Regions from separate parts of the Homo sapiens genome. Here region 2 is linked to region 1. Evidence: read pairs that join two places in POLR2A ChIA-PET (ENCODE). Cell type or tissue: Panc1. All regions are shown on one strand. Links, peaks and the distances in the headings refer to the core of each region. The heading gives the core; the rest is flanking DNA.

Region 1 (12,465 bases), core at 1,726-9,725:
GGCTGCAGTGAGCTGAGATCACAACCATTGCACTCCAGCCTGAGTGACAGAATAAGAGACTCCGTCTCAAAAAAAAAAAAAAAAAATCATCTCACTCAATCACCCATGCTGGGAACAATTCCTCTCTGGCTGGCAGCTTACGTCTCCCACTAGTCCCTAGATTCTGACTATTCGTGCTTCTGTTGGGGCCCTTTCTCTGTTCTGAAAGTTTTCTTGGGCAAGATTCATTTTAAGATGATATTGGTTCCTATTTGGTGTTCAGGAGATAGATATGCACTATTGCAGCTTGCTCCTGAGACACCTTCTTTACTCCCAGGTGAGTCTCTCCTGATGGTCATCTCTTAGAAACCCCTCTCCGGCTGAGGTTGGTGGTAGGCGGGAAGTGGGGGCGGGGGAGGACTTGAAACTTCTCTGGAGAATGAGGGGGAAAGGCCCCAGGAGTCCAACTTAACCCAGGGCTTTCCCTCCATCAACTTTTCAACTTCCCAACCTCACAACTAGTTCATTTGAAGCCTAGAGGGGATAATGGGCTAATTGGTTCATACCTCCTAGCACCTACTCTTTCATTCTTTTTTTTTTTTTTTTTTGAGACGGGGTCTCTGTCGCCCAGGCTGGAGTGCAGTGGCGCCATCTCGGCTCACTGCAAGCTCCGCCTCCCGAGTTCACGCCATTCTCCTGCCTCAGCCTCCCGAGTAGCTGGGACTACAGGCGCCCGCCAGCACGCCTGGCTAATTTTGGGGGGTTTTTTTGTATTTTTAGTAGAGACGGGGTTTCACCATGTTAGCCAGGATGGTCCTGACCTCATGATCTGCCTGACCTCGTGATCTGCCCACCTCGGCCTCCCAAAGTGCTGGGATTACAAGTGAGCCACCGCGCCTAGCCCTACTCTTTCATTCTTGATGATACTCACAAACAGGTAAGCAGCTGAACCCCAGAGAAATGTAAATTTCCAAAGGGACATTTGTCTTCAGTTATAACCAAGATTTCACATAAAACAACTCTACAAGCTCTATTTAAGAAACATTTGAATACTTTGATTTTATTCCAATTCAAACATTTCTAGGGGAAAAAAAATGTTTGACGACCCAATTTTGAGTTTATATGATTCCACTGAATGCGTTTTTAGTTTAAGAATAAAAAGTAACTAAGATCTAGTAAAATAAAACAAAATAAAAATAATGTTTTGATTTGGCTCAGGATATTAATTTTGTTTATTCAGCTTTCAGTTCAGATCCTGACTATAGCATTGACCTTATTGACACCTTTCTCCTTGGTCTGAATGGTGGTTTAAGTAAGAAGCTTTGCATCGTACAATTTCCTCTCTATGAAGATAGAAGTGGAGTAGCTTAATCCAGGGAGCCTGGCTGTTCCTGTTAGGTCTCTGCATATTGTTCTATGGTAAGTGTGGGAAAGGGCCCCGTAGATGTCAACCACAAAAGTCAGATGTGTAAGATACAATATTATTTACAGCCTCTGTCAGATATGCTCAAAATATCAGACATATAAACATCTATTTGCTCCAGGAAACCATTGAAAATTCCACTAACTCATAAATAATGACTTCACTGTGCCCTACAATGACCTCCTTTTACCCAGTACTAGCAATTGCATTCCCGCAAGCAAACCAAAAGACAGCTTAGAGATAAGAAACAAGTAGACCAGCTCAAAAATTTTAAAAACAACCCCTAAACAAGTACCGTTGTTAAGTGATGCTAATTTTGCATTAACATTTCCAGGCATCTAGTGAATGGTTAGATGCATATTGTCAACATATATCAAGGATAACCGGGAAACCTATCGCCCTGAGGTCAGTGTTGCTTAGTATCAGTGATTAGTCCTTGGGGCTTTTATGTACCAATCCCTGGAAAAGTGATTTCAGTTTTAATCACCACTGGAATAAAAGGAGGAAACAAATGAAAGTGACCTTATTTCAATATCATTTCAATGGAAGAAACAAGGAAGTGGTTTGTTTGGCTTCTATCCCTATCCCTGGAAAATGGAATGGCCCCCAGTAAAGTGCTGTGTGAATATTATTCTTTATGATGAAAAGAACATGAGGGATCCGGGAGCGCAGGCTCACACCTAAAATCCCAGCACTTTTGGAGGCCAAGGTGGGCGGATCACTTGAGGTCAGGAGTTCGAGACCAACTTGGCCAACATGGTGAAACCTGGTCTATACTAAAAATACAAAAATTAGCCAGGCATGGTGGCCTGTGCCTGTAGTAGTCCCAGCTACTCAGGAGGCTGAGGCAAGAGAATCGCTTGAACCCGGTAGGCGGAGGTTGCAGTGAGCCAAGACTGCACTACTACACTCCAGCCTAAGCAACAGAGTGAAACCTGATCTCAAAAAAAAAAAGAAGAACGTGAGGATAAAAAATTTAATGTTTCAGGACAGACCATGTCATTGAACCACTTTTTCCCCACAAGCAGTGGTTGGAATCACAATCATATATTCAGTAACTATTTGTCTATTTGTGCTGCACACTGTGCAAGGTGTGGGAAATGATCCCATCAACCAGACATATTCCTTTCCTTGGGGGCTTAGAATCATTAGCAGGCAGGCATTGACAATAAAGCATAAGACTTTTGGTAGGGGCCCTGGGAGCACCTAAAATTTAGGAAAGGCTTTAAGAGAGGTCCATATCTCTAACCTGAAATCCAACAAATGAGTTTCAGTTAGCCAGGAAGGGGAAAAGAAAAATTTCAAGAACTACACATAAAAAATAGGGAGATGAGGCTGGGCGCGGTGGCTCACGCCTGTAATCCCAGCACTTCGGGAGGTCGAGGCGGGCGGATCATGAGGTCAGGAGATCGAGACCACCCGGGCTAACACGGTTAAACCCCGTCTCTACTAAAAATACAAAAACAAAATTAGCTGGGCTTGGTGGCGGGCGCCTGTGATCCCAGCTACTTGTTGGGGGTGCTGAGGCAGGAGAATGGCGTGAACCCGGGAGGCGGAGCTTGCAGTGAGCCCAGATCGCGCCACTGCACTCCAGCCTGGGCAACAGAGCGAGACTCCGTCTCAAAAAAAAAAAAAAACTGGGAGATGAGAAGGGGCACTTAGAATAGTACAATTAGTTCAGTATGGCTGAAAGGGGTGGGGATAGGTGTGATGGAAAAAAGACCGAAGAGGCAAGCAAAGAACACAAAATGCAGATCCTTGAAGGTCACATTGAGAAATGTAGACTTTGTCCTGAGGATTACCCTCTATCAAAGAGTTTATGTAATAGAGGGGTGGCGGGGTGACGCGCTCAGATGTGACTGTTTACAGAGGAGGCTGGCTGTAGTAGGAAGAATGGAAAGGAATGGGGCAAAAAATGGAGTCAGGAAGACTAGTTAGGAGGTTGTCAAATTGAGTTGGCGAGAAAGAGAGGAACTCAAACTAACACGGAAGCAGTAAGAACAGACGCGGTGGCAGCCGGGCGCGGTGGCTCCGCCTGTAATCCTAGCACTTTGAGAGGCCGAGGCGGGCGGATTGCTTGAGCTCAGGAGTTCGAAACCAGCCTAGGCAACACAGTGAAACCCCGATTCTACTAAAAATACAAAAAAATTAGCCGAGCATGGCGGCGTGTGCCTGTAGTCCCAGCTACCAGGGAGGCTGAGGGAGGTGAATGGCTTGAACCCGGGAGGCGGAGGTTGCCGTGAGCCGAGATCACCGCTGCAATCCACACTCCAGCCTGGGCGACAGATTTAGACTCCGTCTCCAAAAAAAAAAAAAAAAAAAAAAAAAAAAAAAAAAAAAAGAACAGACTCAGTGGCTCACGCCTGTAATCCCAACACTTTGGGAGGCCAAGGCGGGCGGATTACCTGAGGTCAGGAGTTCGAGACCAGCCCGGCCAACATGGTGAAACCCCATCTCTACTAAAAAATACAAAAATTAGCTAGGCATGGTGGCGCACGCCTATAGTCCCAGCTACTCGGGAGGCTGAGACAGGAGAATTGCTTGAACCTGGGAGGTGGAGGTTGCAGTGAGCCAAGATAGTGCCACTGCACTCCAGCCTGGAAGATAGAGACCTTGTCTCAAAAAAAAAAAAAAAAAAGAAAGTACAGTCTCAAAAAAAAAAAAAAAAAATAGAAAGTACAGTTGTCCTTCCATACTTTCCATATACGCGGGGGATTGGTTCCAGAACTCCACAATTCCATACCAAAATCTGTGCATACTCAAGTCCTGCAGAACCTGCATATATGCCCTCTATGTGAGTGGGTTTCACATCCTGCAAATAATGTATTTTCATTCTGCGTTTGGTTGAAAAATATCCACGTAAAAGTGATCCCCACAGTTCAAACCTGTGTTGTTCGAGGGTCAATTATAAATGGATTTGGAAATAGTCAAGAGATAAAATTGATGGGTCTTGATGATTGATTGGGCATGAGAAATATGGGAGAGGGAAGAGTCCAAGATAACATCAGGACTCTGGCTTGAGCAACAGGAGAAAGGATGGAGCCATCCACTGAGAAAGAGACTATAGTTGGGGAGCAGGCTTGGGAATGGAAATGATGAGCTCTATTTAGGATGTCCGCATTCTAAAATGCTGCTAAGACTTCCATGTGGGGGCCAGCATGGCGGCTCATGCCTGTAATCCCAGCACTTTGGGAGGCCAAGGTAGGCAGATCGCTTCAGCTTAGAAGTTCAAGACCAGCCTGGGCAACATGGGGAAACACTGTCTCTACAAAAAAAAAAAAGAAAGAAAGAAAGAAAAAGAAAAATTAGCCTGCATGGTGGCTCATGTCTGTAGTCCCAGCTACTCTGGAAGCTGAGGTGGGAGGATCACCTGGACCTGGGAGGTTGAGGCTACAGTGAGCCATGATCATGCCACTGCATTCCAGTCTGGGTGACAGAGTGAGACCCTGCCTCAAAAAAAGAAAAAAAAAAGAAAGAAAGACTTCCATGTGGAGATAACAAGTAGACTATTTTTTTTAATTTCCCAAAGATTCTACAATGAACATATTAACAGAAAAATAGCCCACAAAGGATTCTAAGAAGTGTGGTGAAAAGATAGATGTCACCAAACCAAGGAAGACAGTTTCTTTTTTTTTTTTTTTTATTGACAGGGCCTCACTCTGTCACCCAGGCTGGAGTGCAGTGGCACAATCACGGCTCACTGCAGCCTCGGCCTCCCAGGCTCAGGTGATCCTCCCACCTCAGCCTTCTGAGTAGCTGGGACTATAGGCGCATGCCACCATGTCTGGCTAATTTTTTTCAGTTTGTTTTTTAGTAGAGATGGGGTTTTGCCATGTTGCCCAAGCTGGTCTTGAACTCCTGAACTCAAGCAATCCACCCACCTCAACCTCCCCAAGTGTTGGGATTGCAGGCATGAGCCACTCACCCAGCTAGAAGACACTTTCAAGAAGGCCATGGTCACTGGTATCAGCTACTTAGAGCTCAAGTCAGATAATGCTGGGAAAACAGCCTAAAATTGAGCAACAAGGTTGTTAGTGATCTTGGCTGGACCAGTGTCAGAGGAACATTGGGGCAGCAGCCAGATTTCAAGGAGAGTTTCAGGGTGGAGGGTAAGGAAGTGGTGGTGAGTGTGGACACCTGTTTCAATAAACTTAACTGTAACCAAAACAAGTCAGATAAAGAAGTGAATTAAAGGGGTGGGGAAGCTAGGAAGGGTAAGATTTTAAGGATAGAAGACACTTGGGCTTGTTTAAATGCTGATGGCAATGAATCAGCAGCAAGTGAAGCATCAAGAGAGAAAAGGAACTTGCAATGCAGCAATGTCAATGAGGCTGCAAGAGAGATTTAGAGCCTCAGAATTGGCTTTGTCAATGAGATGTCTCTTTCACTATGATGGAGGAGAAGGAGGAAATGATGAATTCCTCTGCAGGTAAGTTTGTGGCAAGAATTTGAGTGAGTTCCTGTCTAGTGGCTTCTAATTTTCTCTTATAAAGTAAAAGAAAAATTCCCCTGATTTAAAAAAAAAAGATATATGTGCCAACTTTACAATCACAAATTATCCCTGATTGTGGTTTCACTTAGGAGTAAAAACAAAACTTGTCATTTAATTGTTCTCTTTCCGTTCTTCAATAGGTAGGTGTTAACACCCAGCCATCAGCTGTGGTCCCAGGTGGTGTCTTAGCCAAGGTCCAGTGAGCAGTGTGGGAACCACACTGCTACTGCTGAATTCCTAGTGCCACCTGGATCACAGGTTTGATTGCTGTATGCTCAGTGAGCCTTCATTCATTGAAACATTGGGGAAGGACAGTGAGAGGAGGGTTTTCTGAAGCTCAAGGAGATCTGGTGGCCCTGGGACAGGATTATTGAAGTGAGTGCTGACCTCAGAGAAGCAGAGGCAAAGGAAAAGGGGAAAAGAACCTAAAGGTCGAAGTCCAGAGAGGGCCAGTGCAGTCTACTCTCAGATTCCCTTAGTCAATTTCCTGAAGCCTACACTGCAGGTTATCCAGAACCTGAAGATGCTAACTAGTTGCCTTGCTCTTTTCACTTAAAAAAAAAAAAAAAAAAGTGTAAGTTCTGTCTTTCATTGTCATTCTCAGCAATCTGCTTTCAAAACTAACCATATAATAAAGTGGTGGCCAAGCTATTTGCCAAAATGCCCCAACCACCAGATCTTTTTTTTTTTTTTTTTTTGAGGCGGAGTTTCGCTCTTGTTGCCTTGGCTGGAGTGCAATGGCGAAGTCTCAGCTCACTGCAACCTCAGCCTTCAGGGGTTCAAGTGATTCTCCTGCCTCAGCCTCCTGAGTAGCTGGGATTACAGGCGCCCGCCACCACGCCCAGATAAGTTTGTAATTTTAGTAGAGACAGGGTATCACCATGTTAGGCTGGTCTCAAACTCCTGCCCTCAGGTGATCCACCCGCCTCCGCCTCCCAAAGTGCTGGGATTACAGGCACGAGCCACCACGCACAGCCCCCAACCACCAGATCTTAAGGAGTAAACAGAGAAACTTCTCCTACTCCTGGCCTTCTGCCCCTACTCTGGGGATCAGGTTTTTGTGTCTCGCAAGGAGGGGGTGCCTTGGGTTCCCTCACCCCCTCCTATACTCACACACATATGGACACACACCCTCCCTAAGCTGCTGCAAAAAGGACAGGCTCAGACCCACCTTACTCAACGTTCTAGAGAAAAAGATTGCCTAAGCTTCCATAGTGACTCTTTCAAAATCAAATATAACGCTCTGATTTTGCCAGCCACTGAAATAAAAGTAGGAAAATAAAGTGGAGTGTGGGGGACAAAAAGGGGAGCCTTGCAGGGAGAGAAAGGAAAAACAAGAAACAGAATTAAGAGGAAGAGCCAGAAAATGAAAAGGTTTAACTGATCCATAAATTGAGAATTTAGTTAAAAGTATAAAGTTCTCTCTTCTCCACTCTTAATTGCCTGTGAAACATTTTACCACGTTCAGGAAGAATAAAATGTGATCTACTCCACCTATAGAAACATAGCTGTTGGAGAGTTTTTCCTTGTAAAAATAAATACACACAAATAGAAATCCAGGCCAAGCGCAGTGGTGCATGCCTGTAATCCCAGCACTTGGAAGGGTGAGGTGGGCGGATCACTTGAGGCCAGGAGATCGAGACCAGCCTGGCCAACATGGTGAAATCCCATCTCCACTAAAAATACAAAAATTAGCTGCACGTGGTGGTGCACACCTGTGATCCCAGCTACTAGGGAGGCTGAGGTAAGGGAATCGCTTGAACCTGGGAGGTGGAGGTTGCAGTGAGCCAAGATTGAGCCACTACACTTTAGCCTGGGAGACAGAGCAAGACTCTGTCTCAAAAAAAGTGAAATCCAGTGAGCCAAAGTAAACAGCTAGACACTCATGTCAAGCTGGAGGCAACTGTCCTTTTAGGGTTTCCAGCCCACACCCCTGATGGCGTAACTCCACTCCTCTTTGTGTTGGAATATTCATGTTTTCTTGCTGACTTTAGCCCAAGTCCTCTGATCTAAACACACAGCTATCTGAACCTTCCCCTTCTCCATTCTCTCCCTGCCCCAGCCTCCCACCCCCTCCCTAACCTATGAAATGAAAAGTAGATCCCTGCTTTTCCTGGCTGATTTCCTGGGGCACCTCAGGCAAGACAATTCTCTATTGACCTTGCGGCAGGGACTACAGCCCCAAACTTACATTTCTCAAGCAAATCAATGGAAACTTCTTTTTTTTTTTTTTTTTACTGGCAGGAGCAGCCACTGGTGCGAAGCATCTGCCTGGAGATCATCAGTCCCAGGGGCAATAGGGTAGGGGTGGTGCTGCTGAATCTAACGTCACTTGGAAAACAGGTTATTTTTCTGGGATGAATTTAAGAGATGTATTGAGTTAGAAGGGGAGGATTTTAACTTCATTTTGAAAAATGGTGGCTCCTGTTTGCTGCTACCCATAATGAAGCCCCGGAGCCCCAAGTTCAAAGGCTTTGACAGCAACTTAAGTGAAGGACCCTGGGGCTTCCTGAGGTTGTTGCTGGCAGCTGTAGGGAGAGCTGTCCAGGCCCTGCTTTATTGGAAAGCTCACACCAGCTGACTGCAAAGCCAGGAAATGGACCTCCAAGCAAAAGATGAGAGAGCATGGGATAGAGGAGCCTTTAGCCTTGGGTTTCAATGCCCTGGGGATTTGCTCCTGGATGATGGGAGCAAAGAGGAGGATAGAAATGGAGGGTTCTTAAGCACTCGGGAGACTGAGGCAGGAGAATTGCTTGAACTCAGGAGGCGAAGGTTGTGGTGAGCCGAGATCGCACCATTGCACTCCAGCCTGGGCAACAAGAGCGAAACTCCATCTCAAAAAAGAAAAAGAAAGAAAGAAAGAAATGGAGGGTTCCTAGAGTGGAGGAGACTCCCACGGTGGTGGCTATGATGTTTCCTTAAGTCAGCTCTACCTTAGGAGTCTGGTGAAGTTTAAATAGCACCATGAAAATGGGACTTTCAAAAGTACTGGCCTGATTTCTTCAATGAGTCAATAACATAGCATGGAGGAAAAGGGGAAGAAAAACTAGAGTCAAAACAATTAAATGCAATGTGTTGCCCCTGAGAAGATTCTGGTTTGAATAAACCAGTTATAAAAGACTTTCTGAGGGCAGTTGATATTTAGGAACTTTTTTTTTTTTTTTTTTTTTTGAGACAGGGTCTCGCTCTGTCGCTCAAGCTGGAGTGCAGTGGCACGATCATGGCTCACTGCAACTTCTGCCTCCCAGGTTCAAGTGATTCTCCTGCCTCAGCCACCAGAGTAGCTGGGACTACAGGCACGCGCCACAATGCCAGGCTAATTTTTGTATTTTTAAAGACAGGGTTTCACTGTTGTCCAGGTTAGTCTCGAACTCCTGAGCTCAAGTGATCCGCCTGCATTGGCCTCCCAAAGTGCTGGGATTACAGGCATGAGCCACTGCACCCAGCCAGGAACTATTACATTAATTAATTTACTTACTTATTTTCCTTTATGGGAACGAGGTCTCGCTCTGTCCCCCAGGCTGGAGTGCAGTGGTGTGATCATGGGTCACTGCAGCCTTGCAGTGAACTCCCAGGTTCAAGTGATCCTCCTGCTTCAGCCCCACAGGTAGCTGGGACTATAGGCGCTCACCACCACACCCAGCTAATTTTTTATTTTTTGTAGAGACAGGGTTTCGTCATGTTGCCCAGGCTAGGAACTATTATTTATTTTATTAGGTGTAATAATGTGTGATAATAATATAGAATACAGTATTATGGTTCTGTGGGGAGACATCCTTATTTTAGAGATGCATACATGAGTATTTAGGGGTAAAACATCATTATATCTGAAATCTACTTTTAAATATTTGGGCAAAAAGAACAGATGAAGTAAATATGGCAAGTGTTGCAATCAAGGGAAATCTGGATAAAGGGGTATTCATTATACTATTCTGTATACTTTCTGTTTATTTGAAAATGTGCAATCTTAAAAGTTACAAATAAACAAAAAAGTCAAGGACAATATAGGAAGATGGGGAAAGTTCCCATACAGGTCCCCGGGCAGATCCCCAACACCAATTTACAGGACTATGGGCCAGGCTCAGAGCCAAGAATGGAGGGATGAATAAAATCCAAGTTGTTTTGTTTTGTTTTTTGGAGACATGGTCTCACTGTCACCCATTGGATTGCAGTGGCATGATCATGGCTCACTGCAGCCTCAACCTCCTGGGCTCAAGCAATCCTCCTACCTCAGCCTCCCAAGTAGCTGGGACTAAAGGTGCACACCAGCATGCCCCACTGATTTTTTAACTTTTTTTTTGTAGAGATAAGGTCTCACTTTATTGCCCAGGCTGGTTTTGAATTCCTCGCCTCAAGCAATCCTCCTTCAGCATCCCAAAGTGCTGGTATTACAGGCATGAGCCACCTCCCCTGGCAAAATCCAGTTTTTTTTTCTTCAGGAGATAACAGTTTATTGTGAAGGGCAAGCAGAACACGTGGAAAAGGGGATACGGGAAAGAGAGTCATCAGAGGAGGTGGCAACCTAGCTTAATACACCCCTGGAGTGGCGTAAAATCTGAGAGGGGGAGAACAAGTTTTCTGAGGGTCTCTGTATAGGGGTCACTGGCCAACAAAACCTTTTCTTTTCTTTTCTTTTTTTTTTGAGATGGAGTCTCCCTCTGTTGCCCAGGCTGGAGTGCAGTGGTGCAATCTCAGCTCACTGCAAGCTGTGCCTCCCGGGTTCACGCCATTCTCCTGCCTCAGCCTCCCAAGTAGCTGGGACTACAGGCACCCACCACCTCGCCCGACTAATTTTTTGTATTTTTAGTAGAGACGGGGTTTCACAGTGTTAGCCAGGACAGTCTCGATCTCCTGACTTCATGGATCCACCCGCCTCGGCCTCCCAAAGTGCTGGGATTACAGGCGTGAGCCACCGCGCCTGGCCTCAACAAAGCCTTTTCTCAGAAAAGACAAAACTGGGTCACCACAAGGTGAAGATGGCCTTAACAGTGACAGAGAGACTGCTGGGCAGGCCCAAAGTTTAAGGCAGGGGCTGGTAGCCCTCCCCAGCCAATCTCTTCACCCATCCTGGTGCCCCACTTTCCTAACCCAAAGGCCCTGGCCTTGAGTTCCAGATCCCTGTTCTGCTTTCAGGAAAGAGCTCCACAGTAAATCTCTACCCCTGCTTGGGGCCCCAGGGTCCAGATATTTTTTCAAACAACACTTAATTCTCCTTAAATGCAACTAATCCACTTCCTATGAGTGCCTTGACCTAACAAGAGGCAGGCAAGACCAGTGAGGAACTAGAGACATTCAAGATCAGCAGGTTAAATATGTCCTCACAGTTCCCAGGCAGCGTTCCCCACAGCCCAGCTCATGATCCAGGACCCTACTGCTTCCAAAAGGAATAACAGAGACATCTGGAGATCATCTAATGCGCTTGGTTAAAGGAAAAAAGAGGCCATAAATTACTCAGAAGACCTTTCACAATGGCCTTAGAACAGTTGGAATACTGCCACAGAGAGGTTTGAAAGGAAACTTGGAGAACTTCTGGTCCAACCTTCCACCCAGCATGGAATCCCTTTTACTTCACAGTTTATGCCAAATTGATCCATCAGAGAGTGTGTTACTGTTTCTCCTAAGGAGAGGCCACACATGTGATTACAGTTAGTCTGCAAACTGAGACATTGGCACTGGAGACTGATGATCAAGAAAAAAGCAAAACAAAACAAAATGAACTTTGTTTCACACCCAGATCTTTCTTTGCTAAGGAAAATACTTTTCAAGTTTATTTTCCCAATGTTGGAATGTGAACTAAAGGGATCTGAAGCTTTTCTGGCTAGGGACAATCCTTCAACTTTAGGTAAAATGCAGCCACCTTAGATTGGGTTAGGTCCTAAAGGTAAAAAATGTGTATGCTCAATTTTAAGATCCCTTTAATTTCCCTAAAAGTAAGATATAGAGTCAGAGTTTCTTCCAGTATTTGAACCTAGTTCCATGTCCTGCTTGCCCTGTGTTGTTGTTGTTGTTGTTGTTGTTGTTGTTGTTGTTGTTGTTTTAGAGACAGAGTCTCACTCTGTCTCCCAGGCTGGAGTGCAGTGGCATGATCATAACTCACTACAGCCTCAAACTCCTGGACTCAAGCAACCCTCCTCCCTCAGCCTCCTAAGTAAGCTGGGACAACCAGCATGCACTACCATGCCCAGCTAATTTTTTAAAAAATTTTTTGTAGAAACTGGGTCTCACTATATTGCCCAGGCTGGTCTAGCACTCCTAGGCTCAAGTGATCCTCCCACCTCGGCTTCCCAAAGTGTTGGAATTACAGGCATGAGCCACCTTGCAGCCAATGTTGTATTTTTTAAAAAGAAGCAGGGCGTGGTGGCTCACACCTGTAATCTTGGCACTTTGGGAGGCTGAGTCAGGAAGATCGCATGAAACCAGGAATTCCAGACCAGCCTGAGCAACATAGCAAGACCTCCATCTCTACAAAACATAAAAAATAACCAGGCATGGTGGCATGCCCCTGTGGTCCCAGCAGCTCAGGAGGCTGAGGTGGAAGGATCACTTGAGCCCAGGAGGTTGAGGCTGCAGT
Region 2 (12,465 bases), core at 26-8,025, 800 kb before region 1:
TAAGTAATAATTTTATGTGGAAAACTCTGCTTCTGAATGTTAGAAGCAGCATTTCTGAATTAGGTTTATTTTAGTATGGTCCAAGGAAGCTCTCTGTGAGACAGTGTCTTGCTCTGTCATTCAGGCTAGAGTACAATGGTGTAATCACAGCTCACTGTAGCCTCAAACTCCCAGGTTCAAGTGACCCTCCCCACCTCAGCTTCCTGAGTAGCTGGGACCCCAGGTGTACACTATCATGCCTGGCTAATTTTTAAAATTTTTTGTAGAGACAGGGTCTTGCTTTGTTGACCAGGCTAGTTTCGAACTCCTGTGCTCAAGCAATCCTTCGGCCTCAGCCTCCCCAAGTGCTGGAATTCCAGGTATGAGTCACTGTGCCCAGCCCCAAGGAAGTTTTCTAACCTCTTAAAGAATCTATACTTACATCCTGTTGAATAATGATGATATCTTCTCCATTTTCAACCTGCAGCTGAGGAACTATGGGGAGGGCATCCTGAGACGCTGACATTGCCATGGCAATTGCTAAAGCTTCTTCTTCTTCAGCTTCCATCTTCTCTTTGCACTTTTGATTATGATTCACATCATCTTTGTAGGTATCATCATTTTCAGCCTTTTCAGGAGACAGGACAGCAACTTCTGACTTAAAAGTTACTGTTGTATCACTTGAAGGCATAGATGCTTCAAGAAGGTCCTCAATACTGGAGTTGAGCTCTGTATTGACATCTAATCTGCATTTCTCCTCTACTGGGGTGAACACTGTCTCGTCACTGGGTATAACAGCATTACTACTATTGCTGCTACAGCCAAAGCTGTCATCACATTTGGAACTACTGTTCAGATCAAGTGTCATGCTATTTTTTGAGGGATCTCCCTGTTTACTTGTATTACCTGGGGTAGGTCTAGATGGCTTTGGCCTGTGTATGTTACTGGAGGGCAAGGGTCTTGACTGAGTAAAGACTGGGGAAAGTTTATCTGAGTCTTTGTTTTCAGGACAGTTTCTGTGGAATTGTAGAGAAAACTTGCGCTGTGTTTGAGGAGATGCAGAAGGTATTCTGCAGGGAATGAATCCCTGAAGTCTATGCTTAGAGACATCTGTTGCAGTGCCAGCTGGTACAGATGGGGTAGAAGAAGAAGGGGTTGACAAGGCTGGAAACATTAATTGGGAATGATGAGATAAAGGAGAGGAGTTCAAACACTGACTGTGGGGTCTGCCTTTTGTTTGAACCATTGGCTTTGGTTGCTCTGTTGTTGTTGTTGTTGTTGTTGTTGAACTAGAAGGTCCTACTGAAATGCTGGCCAGTCTCTCAGAAATGTCCTCTGAACTGGCACTCAATTTTGTAGCACATAATCCTTTTCCAGTTTTCTCTAAATGGACTGTGCACTCAGGGGAACTGTTCTCTGTGGTTTCCAGATAGTTGTTGGGAACAGATGCCTGCAAGAAGCTGTCCTGTTGACCATCCAAAGTGTCTTCTACGCCCAACTGGATGGCTTCGGCAATTTCCACCTCATCTGCAATAGCCATCAAACGGCGACGCATCCTGGTGAAGTGAGTGGAACTGGAAACACTCAGCATTTCTAACAGTTTTGAAAACACATGGGGTACTGTAGTAACCATTCTTGCAGAACTCAAGTAGATCCTTCTGGAAAGTTTGCCAACCATTGAGTGGGAATTATCAATGGACTGCAAAGCAAAGGTTAAGAGGGACAGCAGCTTCTTATACCTGAAAGAAAAAAACATTCATTACCATATAAGTTCCAATTACTGAAAAATACATGGAAACTTAAAAAATGGTAGTAATTTACAGCATGTATACTTCAAAAACCATTTCAGCATAAAGTATCTATGAATTTTTAATTAAAGAGCCCAGACTTTGGGTTTTCATATGTCAATCAAATATTAAGGTATCAGCAACCTATTCATGCTCTGAGTCTTTCAAAAATCTAAAATGTGTCATTCTTGAGGAGGGTGTAGGGAGGGTAGGAAGATACAAGTAATACATTTTCAGAAGAAAAATTACCTGATTTCAACAGGCTCAGCTTGTGAAACATCAGTACTGACAATATGAGGATAAAATTCAGCAGGAAATTCCAACAACAGTCTATCTATAAGACAAAGGCGGCCAAGAAGTTCTTGCCAATTGTTTGATTCAGTTTGGTTTCCAAGAATACAATTTAAGACATAATCAACACCACCAATACCAATGGATCCTACAAAAAGGAAAGTAAAAATAAATGATTAAAAAATAGTGATATTAAAATCTAAAACAAGACATGATTAAATGGTGTAAGGCCAACAAAAATATTCTGAACTATTTTAAAGAATTTCTCTCTCAGAGTAATTCACATTTCTAACTGTAACACAGTGAATCAATTTATAAAATTACTTCAAAATCCTGTAAACTGCCTCATGAGAGATTATGAGATTAGACAAGGCTGCTCAGGAACATGATAAAATATGCTATATTCCTTTTAAGTGAAAAGTTATTACCAGCTTTTAGTATTTCTCTGCCAACTGCCAACTCTCCTGCTTGGCCTTTGCACAGTTCCAACAGTGTTGATATGGACAGCTGACTTGTGCGGCTAAAAACAAAGGAAAAGCAACATCAATCCTGGATCTTGGCTAAAACACTATACAATATTAGAGGAGTAATGTAATGCCTTGTGAAAAAGTGGAGAAATAATGTTTTCAGGAGTGTTTACTTTTCCACCACTAAAATCATATTAACAATGTCACCATAAGTAGTAATATTCATTTATTAGGTCTAATTTCGTAAATTTAACATATCCCCTATGTTAAGCACAGAATTTTCAACAATGGCTCTTTGCAAGTACTGATTTAAATACCAAATCAGATAAAAGTCTTATATTTTGTTAAAAGAAAAAACAAGGACCTTGATATTTTGATTTCTGAACTTTCACTAAGAAGCTCTTGAATTAAAAACAAAACCTTCCTATCCAAAAACCCTCCATTTCCTTACATAGCCAAAATGAGGTCTGAATATTATAAAATCTCTCTACAGTATTTCTTATGTTCAGTCATTCAGGTGACCAGGTAAACAACCTAAGTTTGGAGTTTCAAAAAGTGAGCAGCATAACAAATACCATGAGAACACTGAATTCTCAGAAATATACCTATTCTAATATTTAAAAATGACATTTTTCCTATGCATTTTGCAAATTACTTGTTAATTTGCAATATTTTACAGATATACAATGTTTTCTCTAAGCAACAAGGAAACATCCAATATTTTCAATCTATAGAGAAAACAATAGAGGCAAAAGACAGACTTCATGATATGAGAAATTCGTTAAAGGTAGGTACCTAATTTTTGAGATCCTGTGCAAACTAAGTCATTATGACTTGCAGAGGAAGAGAAAGGTTGTACTGAGAGAACTCTAAATGGGTGAAATGGAAGAGGCAACAGAAGGGAGATTCAACACTTCTTGCTAACCAAGATCTGCTGGGATAGAAAGAAATAGGAACTACCAAATAACTGTTCACAGTAGCTGTGATTATTAAATGAAAATTGATCTTTTCCTCCTATTTTATGGAAGGGGAAAATAAAAGAGAACCATTGGTCTGAAAAAAGCATGGCTTGTACTCATCTTTACTGTCATTGTACCTCAATTCTCTACTTCATATTTTTCTTTCCAGTTAGGGTTATTCTTGTTCCCTGTCAATTTTTAAGGATATTGCAGGAATATAAAAAATCTAAAAATTTTTTGACAAAACTGTCATAAGTAGAGTAAAATTCCACTACACTGAAAATGAGATGGATTTGTTAATTTTTTATCCTGATAATAAGGCATATGCAGGTGTAATGATCTTACTGGTTCCTATTCTGTGTAACCCATACTCTAATATGAGATTATAACTTATAGATATAAATGTCAACTACTGTTCTTATCGACTGGTCTTCAGATTATGAATGTTACTAAAGAGAGTAAATCACAATACAATAATGTGGAGATCCATGCAGTTTGTTTGCCTGGCTTTTACTTGCCAGTAGTTCTTTCCGCCAGTCCTTAAGAGCTTTATGCTGCATTTTCATTTTAAATCTCACATTAAAAGACAATGTTCAAAGACTCATTTAATAAAATGTATCAGATATTCACACTAGGTGTGAGGCTTGCTGCGAGGCACTTTTAAGACAAGAGGGTTTGAAGTGATTCATCAATAAAGCCTTACCTATTGGCATCTGCACATTTGACTAGGATGGTGTCTACAACTGGCTGGAGAAGTCTCTGAAGTTTGATTCTTTCCGCTAAACTGTGGCAAGGAGTATATACCAGCATGGCTCTCAATGTTTTCTAAGGAAAAAAATCTGAAGGTCAGTTTATGTACACTTAAAAAGCATCAGAGATAATGGCCTAATTTGAGACAATTTGAGCAACAAAATAAGTAGACAGGAATGGATTATAACCCATAGAATAAAATAAGAATTCCATGCTTCTGTAATAATACAACTAACTAACAAAATAAATGAATGGGGCAGGAAGGAATTTTCTGAACTCTTTTCTCTGCAATTTTTAAAAGTCTGAATTCATTTCAAGATGAAAAGTTAAAAAAAATTATTTTAAAAAAGAAAATGAGAACAGGCGCCAACCTGAAAGAGCTCCCAATGGTCAAGGCTGGAATAATTAGAGCAACAAAACAAATGATGGTAGTACTGGGTTGCAACCCACAGAACAAAATGAATACCCAGGAGCCTACACCAATACAAATTAAAAATTGAATAGGTATATAAACAGAGAAGCTCTTCTTTATAGAATAATTCCAATTAATTAATGTAGAAGGAATGAGGAAAATAGAAAATCACCACTAGAACACCATTTTTTAAATTATACTTTAGTTGTGGGGTACATGTGCAGAACGTGCAGGTTTGTTACATAGGTACACACATGCCATGGTGGTTTGCTGCATCCATCGACCCGTCATCTACATTAGGTATTTCTTGTAATGCTATCCCTCCTCTACCTCCCGACCCCCGACAGACTCCAGTGTGTGATGCTCCCCTCCCTGTGCCCAAGAGAGCACCATTTTTAATGGTGTAGTAATAACTGCTATAGGCAAGATCCACAAATGCTTTTAAAATCAGTGGACAAAATTTTGAGGTGAAATAGGGTATTTGCATAATCTCAAAGTAACTCTCACAAGATATTTAGGAATATTAACTTTACAGCAGGGAAACTTGGTAGACATTACCTTAACTGACAGCATCACCAATAATAAAAGCCATGGGCATATGTACCCACTGATATGATGCACTAAGAAAGGCCTGTCACCTCTGTGGCGTTCTTGTGAAAAATACGTAACTTCCATCTAATCATGAGAAAACATCAGATAAACCCAAATTGAGGGATATTCTACAAAATAACTGGCCAGTAAACTTTGAAAGTATCTGTCAAGGTCATTAAAAACCAGGAAAGGCTGAGGAACTGTCATGGATGAGAAGACATTAAGGGGACATGGTGACTAAATGCACTGTGGGATCCTGGATTGGATCCTGGAACAGAAAAAAGACAACAGCAGAAAAACTGGTGAAATCTGAATAAAGTCTGCAGTTTAGCTATGAAGGGCACTGTTGGGCAACTGAAGAGATTTGAGTATGAACTTTATAGTACAAAACAGTATTGTGATTAATGTTAATGTGCTGACTGTATATGGAAGAATAAATGGAATTATGTATTTGGTTTTAAGAGACACATATTTAAGTGTCATGATGCTGCAAAAAACTCTCAAACGATTCAGCAAAAAAAAAAAAAAAAATTATATATGCAGAGGGAGGGAGAGGAAAAAAAGGAAGAGACAGAGGAAGGGGAGATAAGAGAAAGGGAAAGGGTGAGCCTTAACAGCAGGAGCCATTTCTGCCTCCATGGAGCCTGGTATCCTTTATACAATCTTTGTGCTCTAGGATCTCATAAGCTAGTTGGGAAACAGTCTGAACTTAAGAAGAAACAACCACAACAGTAAGGCAGTTACGGTGTGTACAAAAAGAGTAACACAGCAAAGGCTTTGCAGAAAAGGAACTAGCAAAAAGAGGATTTTATTTAGTCAAGTATGCCTGAAGGTTTGTGTTGGAAAATACTAAGTAAGAGGCAAAATATTGGGCCAATTGGTCTTTATTCTATAGTATGCTGGTCCCTCCAGATGCTACATGAAAAAACAAGGTGTAGCAAAATAACTCTGGGAAACAATGCATTCTATCCTTTGATCCTTTAGGTTCACAATGTACATTAGCTTACTGAAGGATCCTAGAAGCCTTTCAGTCAACAGACCTAGTTATCCTTGTGTAATCCAGTGTTCACCAATCTTAACTGAATACGGGATTCTTTCTTCAGGGAACTTTTCACAACCCTGCCAAACTTCCACAGAATATGCTTTAGGAATGTCAAAGAAACAGAAACCTCTAAAGGTTTCTAAATGATTTGGGGGATAATCCAAGTTGTGTTTAAGAAATAATGATAACTATTATATAATATTAAATGTTCTTACAATGTGCCAGGCATATGGTTGAAAGTTTCTACATAATCTAATTTCAAACCTAAAAGGTATTTTCATTATTTTATGGGTGAGAAAACTGAAGTTTATTTAAGAGAGGTTAAGTAACCTTCATAAAGCCATCGTGCTAGTAAAAGGGAGAACCAGAATTTGAATCCAGGTCTGTCTCTATGATCTTGATCATGTGTTCAGATTGCCTAGGCTAGTCCAACTTTAACCAGCACATTATGCAAGCATTGTGGTTGGAATGATAAATTATGAGATCACTCAATTGTGACTCCAAACCCATGTTCGTAACTGTCATGCTGTATTACCTGTCAAGAAGATTCATTAGGCCCAATCGGTAGAGGATGCATTAGAAAAAGACTGAGGGAGGAAGCCTACAGACTGCTCATGAATTTTAAGAACAGACTAGATAAGAATTAAAGTAGTGATTCTGAATTGGGGGCAGTTTTGACCACTGGAGACATTTGGCAATGCCTGGAGACATTCTTGGTTGTCATAACTGGGGGCATGATCGGGTGGGGGTGGGTTTGCTCCTGGTATCTAATGGGTAGAGGCCAGAGATGCTGCCACAGTACACACATGACAACATCCCTGGCCCTCCCCCCACCCTCCAACAAATAATTATCTAACAAATGTTAATAGTACTGAGGCTGAGAAGCCCTAAAGAGACATATACGCAGAATGGAGAAAGTCCAGTTAGTCTCCTAAATTACCTCCTTGTCACTCTATTCCACCCATGAAAGAACTTTTAACAGGTTAAACTGGAAAACAACTCAATGATCTATGTCATGGAACCCTTTTCTTTGAAAAGGCTTTTGAATCTCCACATGACAATGTTTATTAAAAATCAATCAAAATGTTTATTAAAAACATATCTTCCTTAATATCTGATAAATTTTTTAAAAAATCAGAATAACGTTGATGACTCTGCCATCCCAAAAAGCATTTTTAATTTGGTCATGTATAAGGTATCTGCTCAGAAAAATGTACAGATATGAACAGCAAGACATTAAAAAAATCTTTAAAAATTAGCAAGCTTGTCTAGCTCACCCTATTTGTTGTTGTTCTGTTTTGTTTTGTTTTGTTTTAGGCTTTAGCAGCCTGAAGCCATGGTTTTTAGTCTGTCTCTAGTGGTAAGTGGAAAAGGAGGATGAGGAAGGAGCTTTACTGGCCCAAACAGAAACTAAGAAACCATGACTATATTCTCTCCCTTGGATACCCCTGCAAAGCCTTTAAAACAATGAAACTAAAAAGTAAAACAGTTATATAAGAAACCTTGGACATCATAAAAATCAGTAAAATTCAAATAAACAAAACAAAAGCTGTAATTTCCTGGAATTATGGAATAAAAATAAAATTTGGATTTTCCAAAATTAGGTAAAGTAGCTTTATTGTATCTTAAAAACACTATCTACGAACCATCAAAAAACCCCAAACCCATAATGATATGATTATGGAATAAAGCTACTTACTAAAGCAGCAACGTACACTTTGTAGACAGGGTCAGCACAGACCATTGACAGAACGCTGCAGCATGCCTCCACCACATCTCCTGAGATACTGGTCTGGGAAGACCCACTGGTGGCTCCCCCACTCGGGCTGCTTCCACTGCTGCCCCCAGAATTTCCAGTGCTCTCCCCATTTGCCAACAGCAGGGCCCCACTGACATCATGGGAAAGACGCCTGAGGGCCATCTCTCTCACATTCCAGTTTCTAGAAAATAAGCAGCCAACGAGTTCCATTCCAAACACCTGTATCAAACACACACGATGAATTCAATGTAAAGAAAAGCTTATGGACCCAGAGCATTTTGAGTTTAGCATCATTTTTGATTACTACGTAAAAACTGGACATTTCTGAAATCTTTACCATCCTTCACAACTTCAAATATATCCAGCCACTTAAGCATCATAAGGAAGAATTTTATACTCAAGTTTAACTGATAATTATCCAAAGTCATTAATATTTATTAGCTCAGGTAAAATTAATAATAAGCTCCATTAAGTCACTAGATGGCTATACATACATTCTATGCCTCTACTGTCCCACATGCTTACCAAAACGCCAAAAAACTGTGAAAACCTCAACTCTGTATTCATATTAAGGTAGTTTAAAGAGAAAAACTGGAGCAAGATTAAGAAAACAAACAAACAAACAAAAAACAAATCAAAAAAAGCACCAGGAGAAGGTTTCAAGAGATATAGAGTATTTCTCTTACAGACAAGAGCAATAAGCAAAACACATTTAATTGGTTTTTGTCTGTATAAAAAGGTTTAAAAAACTAGACAAAACAGGTAGGACTGTAAAACGAATGGAGTGGACAAATCAAACAACTGAAGAAAAAATGCTTGTGTTCGAGTAAGCAAAGGATAAATGTAGACGTAGAATTATAGTATATGCTGTTATCGTCGTCAATACCATGCCCCAAAAGCCAGAGTCCCTACAGTGAGGAAAGGGTGAATGGTCTTGACATTATGGGCCAATTAGCTAAAAGTAAGCTTAATACCTAAGATAATTCATTATGTGAAAAATGCCTAAATATTAAAGATGAATAAACACAACTTTTGAAAAACAGATCATAACATACTTATTTACATATGTTTTGTTATAAAGGGATATTATGGGAGAATGAACCAACTAGAATATAGTGAGCTTCTGGTACTGTTAAGTAGTGTACCACTACCTATGTTTTAACTGTCTTACCTAACATGCTTAATAAAAAGCTAGGAATGTAGAGCCTAGTCTGACCTAAAGCTTAGGCAAAACAAACTAGACCATATGCTTGAAAGAATGAACTCTAACAGCTCAGAATCAACTTGAGAGTTCTTTGATGGGTCATGAAAGGGCAGGTGAGGGCCTATGTTCATTAATAGTTCATTAAATTTCATTAATGAACTAGGTACAAGAATGTGTTTAATATTTTTGCAGATTTTATTAGATTCATAAATGGGTTGCTAATATGCTAAGAGAATTCCAAAGCTGCAGGACTGTAATGGTCACAAAAGAAAAATGTAACAAATCCTAATGATATATAAGCTCAATGTGTTAATGCACCTGTTCACAAATTTAATTCAACAGAATTTAACAGATTATTGAAAATAATTATTTTACTTTATTATTGTCTACTGGAGACCCGTCTGGTTTTAGATCCTACATTTAAAAAATAATAGACTGAGCATTCAACAACCAAGAAAATCATTACAAACCAACTGACAAAAAAGCCCTACTTACTGAGGATGAAAAAACATTCAATCAGAAGAGATGGTAAAGGGATGGGAAACTGTTCTTACAAATAAAAATGATGAACTCAAGGTAACCATCACATATTTTTTTCTTATTCATCTCCTCTGCAATTATTAAGCACCCATTGTATGCCATTAGGATATGAAAAGAGAAATTAATTTTAAATGGCAGCAAATAAGAAACATGATAAAAATTCTTGGCAGGCACGGGGATTAAACATTGGGAAAAGTTAGCATTGAAGGGTTCTGGTTTCTATCCTTCTATCCTTGAATAACCCCGTATGTCCGTTAGTTCAGGAAGAGATGTTTCTAGATATGTGAAGTGAAACCACAAGAAGTTTTGAAGTTGAAGCTGTACAATAAGCAGTATAGTATTAATACCAAAAGTAACATTAAAATTTCCAGTGGAATGAAGGTCATGATGGAGGCAAGTAAAAGTGTTTTTTTAAATTATGAACAACTGAGGGAAGGAGACAAATACATTAATTGATCTATAAATATTTCTTTGAGAAATGAAAAACAAAGAACTACTTACCTGAATCCATGGCTCAGCTAAATCTTTGTAAGCAGGAGGGATTTGCTGAGTTCCATAATGAGTAAGGTTAAAATTGCTCTCTTGATTCCTTCGTGATCCAGCCAAAGGCTGCTGCTGTACGGTTTGCTGCTGTGCAGCTCTGAGGGAAGAAGGGGAATCCACAGGACTTGACAACTCGTGGCTAAAATGAAAAATAACAAAACTTGCTTTAAAAAAATTAAGACAAACCACACTGAGAAATTTTTAAAAATTAAACATATCCGTATCATTTCAAAATTATTACCTGTAGAAATCATGAGATCTCCACTTAGATCTACAAAGGGGACATATTAAAGGTTCTCTATTTCTTCTACACTCTTCTGCCCCTGAAAAATTACAGAAACAAAATCTTACAAAAATGTAAATGTTTAACATTATTTTTATTTCATAACTGTTTATAATTATAGAATTTATATAGAAGGAACCTCAAAAATAATCTAATTAAATGTTTATCTGAAAGCAAGTAAACACAGCAGGTTAAATGATTTTGATTTGCAAATGCTATTTTATTCATTCTGATAACATGTACTCTGCTTACTATTTTTCAAAACATTCTGCCCTGTTTGACTACCAGGTAAAGTCCTTCCAAACCTTACTTTGATGCTAGCCTTTCTGTAATGCCTGCCCAGGTCTTCTTCCACCTCCTTCCCTTCATGTATACCTTCCAGATTGAAATTGTTTCTAATTCTGTGCACTTCTTCCATTATCACATATGTCACACACACTTTATTGCATTTCTTTGCTCACACAGGTCATCTCCTAAAGATCCTACATTCCCATTTGTTGAAAACTTTTCACATAGGACTTAGGACTTAGATATACTTTTTTTATTCTCTCACCAATTTCCCCTCAAGCCATGTTACACTCTTAAATAACATAGTTAGCTCAGAGAGCAACTGTGTTGAGTAAGCATAGGGAGAAAAAGAGCCACATACAAATTGACATGCAGTGGTGGTGCAGCTTGTTCCTGCAGCCGTCTTCACACACTGTAAGACTTTCTTCATCAAGCATGCCCAACAAGCAAATAGGACACATCTGTTCCTCTTCATCCTTTATGCTATAGAAAAGGGGAAGAAAAAGTATTAAGCATAAAAGAATATAAAGTAGAACGGATATGCTAAAAACACTTTCTGCTTGCTTAGAATATAAATACATTAGAAATTCTTAAGAGCATCTTATATAACTAAGAGATACATATTTACACTATTAATATACAGTAATTTAAAATCAGATTAACACACGAGTATTTATAGATTGTAGGTGTGAGTTAACCTTCTTTGCTATGAAAACAATTCAATACACAGACTGCAATCTTAGAAAGAAACATTTGTATCCCCCAAATTCTGCTACTGTACCTTTTGAATAGACCAACAGGTTTGACTATGTATAAAAATACACTACATGGTACCAGTTTCAAGATTTTAAGTACTGGCGGACCTTAGAGCTCAAAGATTCCACATCCTAAATTTAAATGCCTATTTCAGAAATTTCTGGTGGCAGTATGAACTGATCCAACTTTCCCAGAAATGAATCTAGGAACACATCACATTTTAAGTGTACACAATCTTTCACCTAGACTTCTAGGAATGTATCGTAAGAAAATAAAAAGATAAATATATAGAGATATATGTATGAAAATGTCCACTGCAATATTATTTAGAATAACGAAAAGAAATCAAAACAACCAAATGAATGCCAAAAAGAGGCTAAACAAATTATGGCAAACCCAGACACCTTGAAGCCTTTAAAAAGGAACAGAGAAATCCATAAATGAGGTCAAAATAAAACTACCATGTATAGGATGATTCCATTTATGGCAAAATCGCAACATAATGGTTAATTATATTGCATATACTTGAGTATTTCTAACATACAAAGTACTTTTAAAAATCAGTTAGAAAAATACTAATAAATAGTACAATGGACAAAGGAAATAAAAAGGCAATTGGAATAAAAAATAATAGATTGGTAACATCTGGCCCTGATAATGGCACAGAAAACCAGGTTCTCATATAGACTGCTGGTAGGAGTAAAAACTAAAATCTCTGGAAGGAAATTTTGTTAGTATTTCTTAAAATACTACATGGTATATATTCATGACCTAAAAATCCTATTTTCTAGGATGTTATCGCTACATATTTTAA

The links. Peaks named below come from ENCODE experiments on the same cell type or tissue, not always from the same donor. Only the 100,000 strongest peaks of a DNase experiment are listed, where the experiment ranks them.
Region 2: POLR2A ChIA-PET joins it to region 1 with 12 read pairs; 2 of 35 experiments call an interaction of 5 or more read pairs at or near these places.

The regions. Positions count from the first base shown.
Region 1 is chr5:56,074,444-56,086,908 of GRCh38, reverse strand. No RefSeq gene overlaps it. Among named protein-coding and RNA genes, the nearest start is that of IL6ST-DT, 86 kb to the right of the region's middle. RefSeq lists enhancers at 3,418-4,079, 6,543-7,307, 8,617-8,696, 12,440-12,465. In Panc1, for the core only: no CTCF peak of the experiment used is centred there; no DNase peak of the experiment used is centred there; H3K27ac peaks cover 286 bases.
Region 2 is chr5:56,870,823-56,883,287 of GRCh38, reverse strand. MAP3K1 (mitogen-activated protein kinase kinase kinase 1) reads right to left here. Exons shown (of 20, transcript NM_005921.2): 7 at 11,257-11,378; 8 at 10,566-10,647; 9 at 10,283-10,463; 10 at 7,978-8,256; 11 at 4,187-4,308; 12 at 2,486-2,577; 13 at 2,016-2,205; 14 at 422-1,718. Among named protein-coding and RNA genes, the nearest start is that of SETD9, 33 kb to the left of the region's middle. RefSeq lists enhancers at 1-926, 2,725-2,894. In Panc1, for the core only: no CTCF peak of the experiment used is centred there; a DNase peak (open chromatin) is centred at 6,737.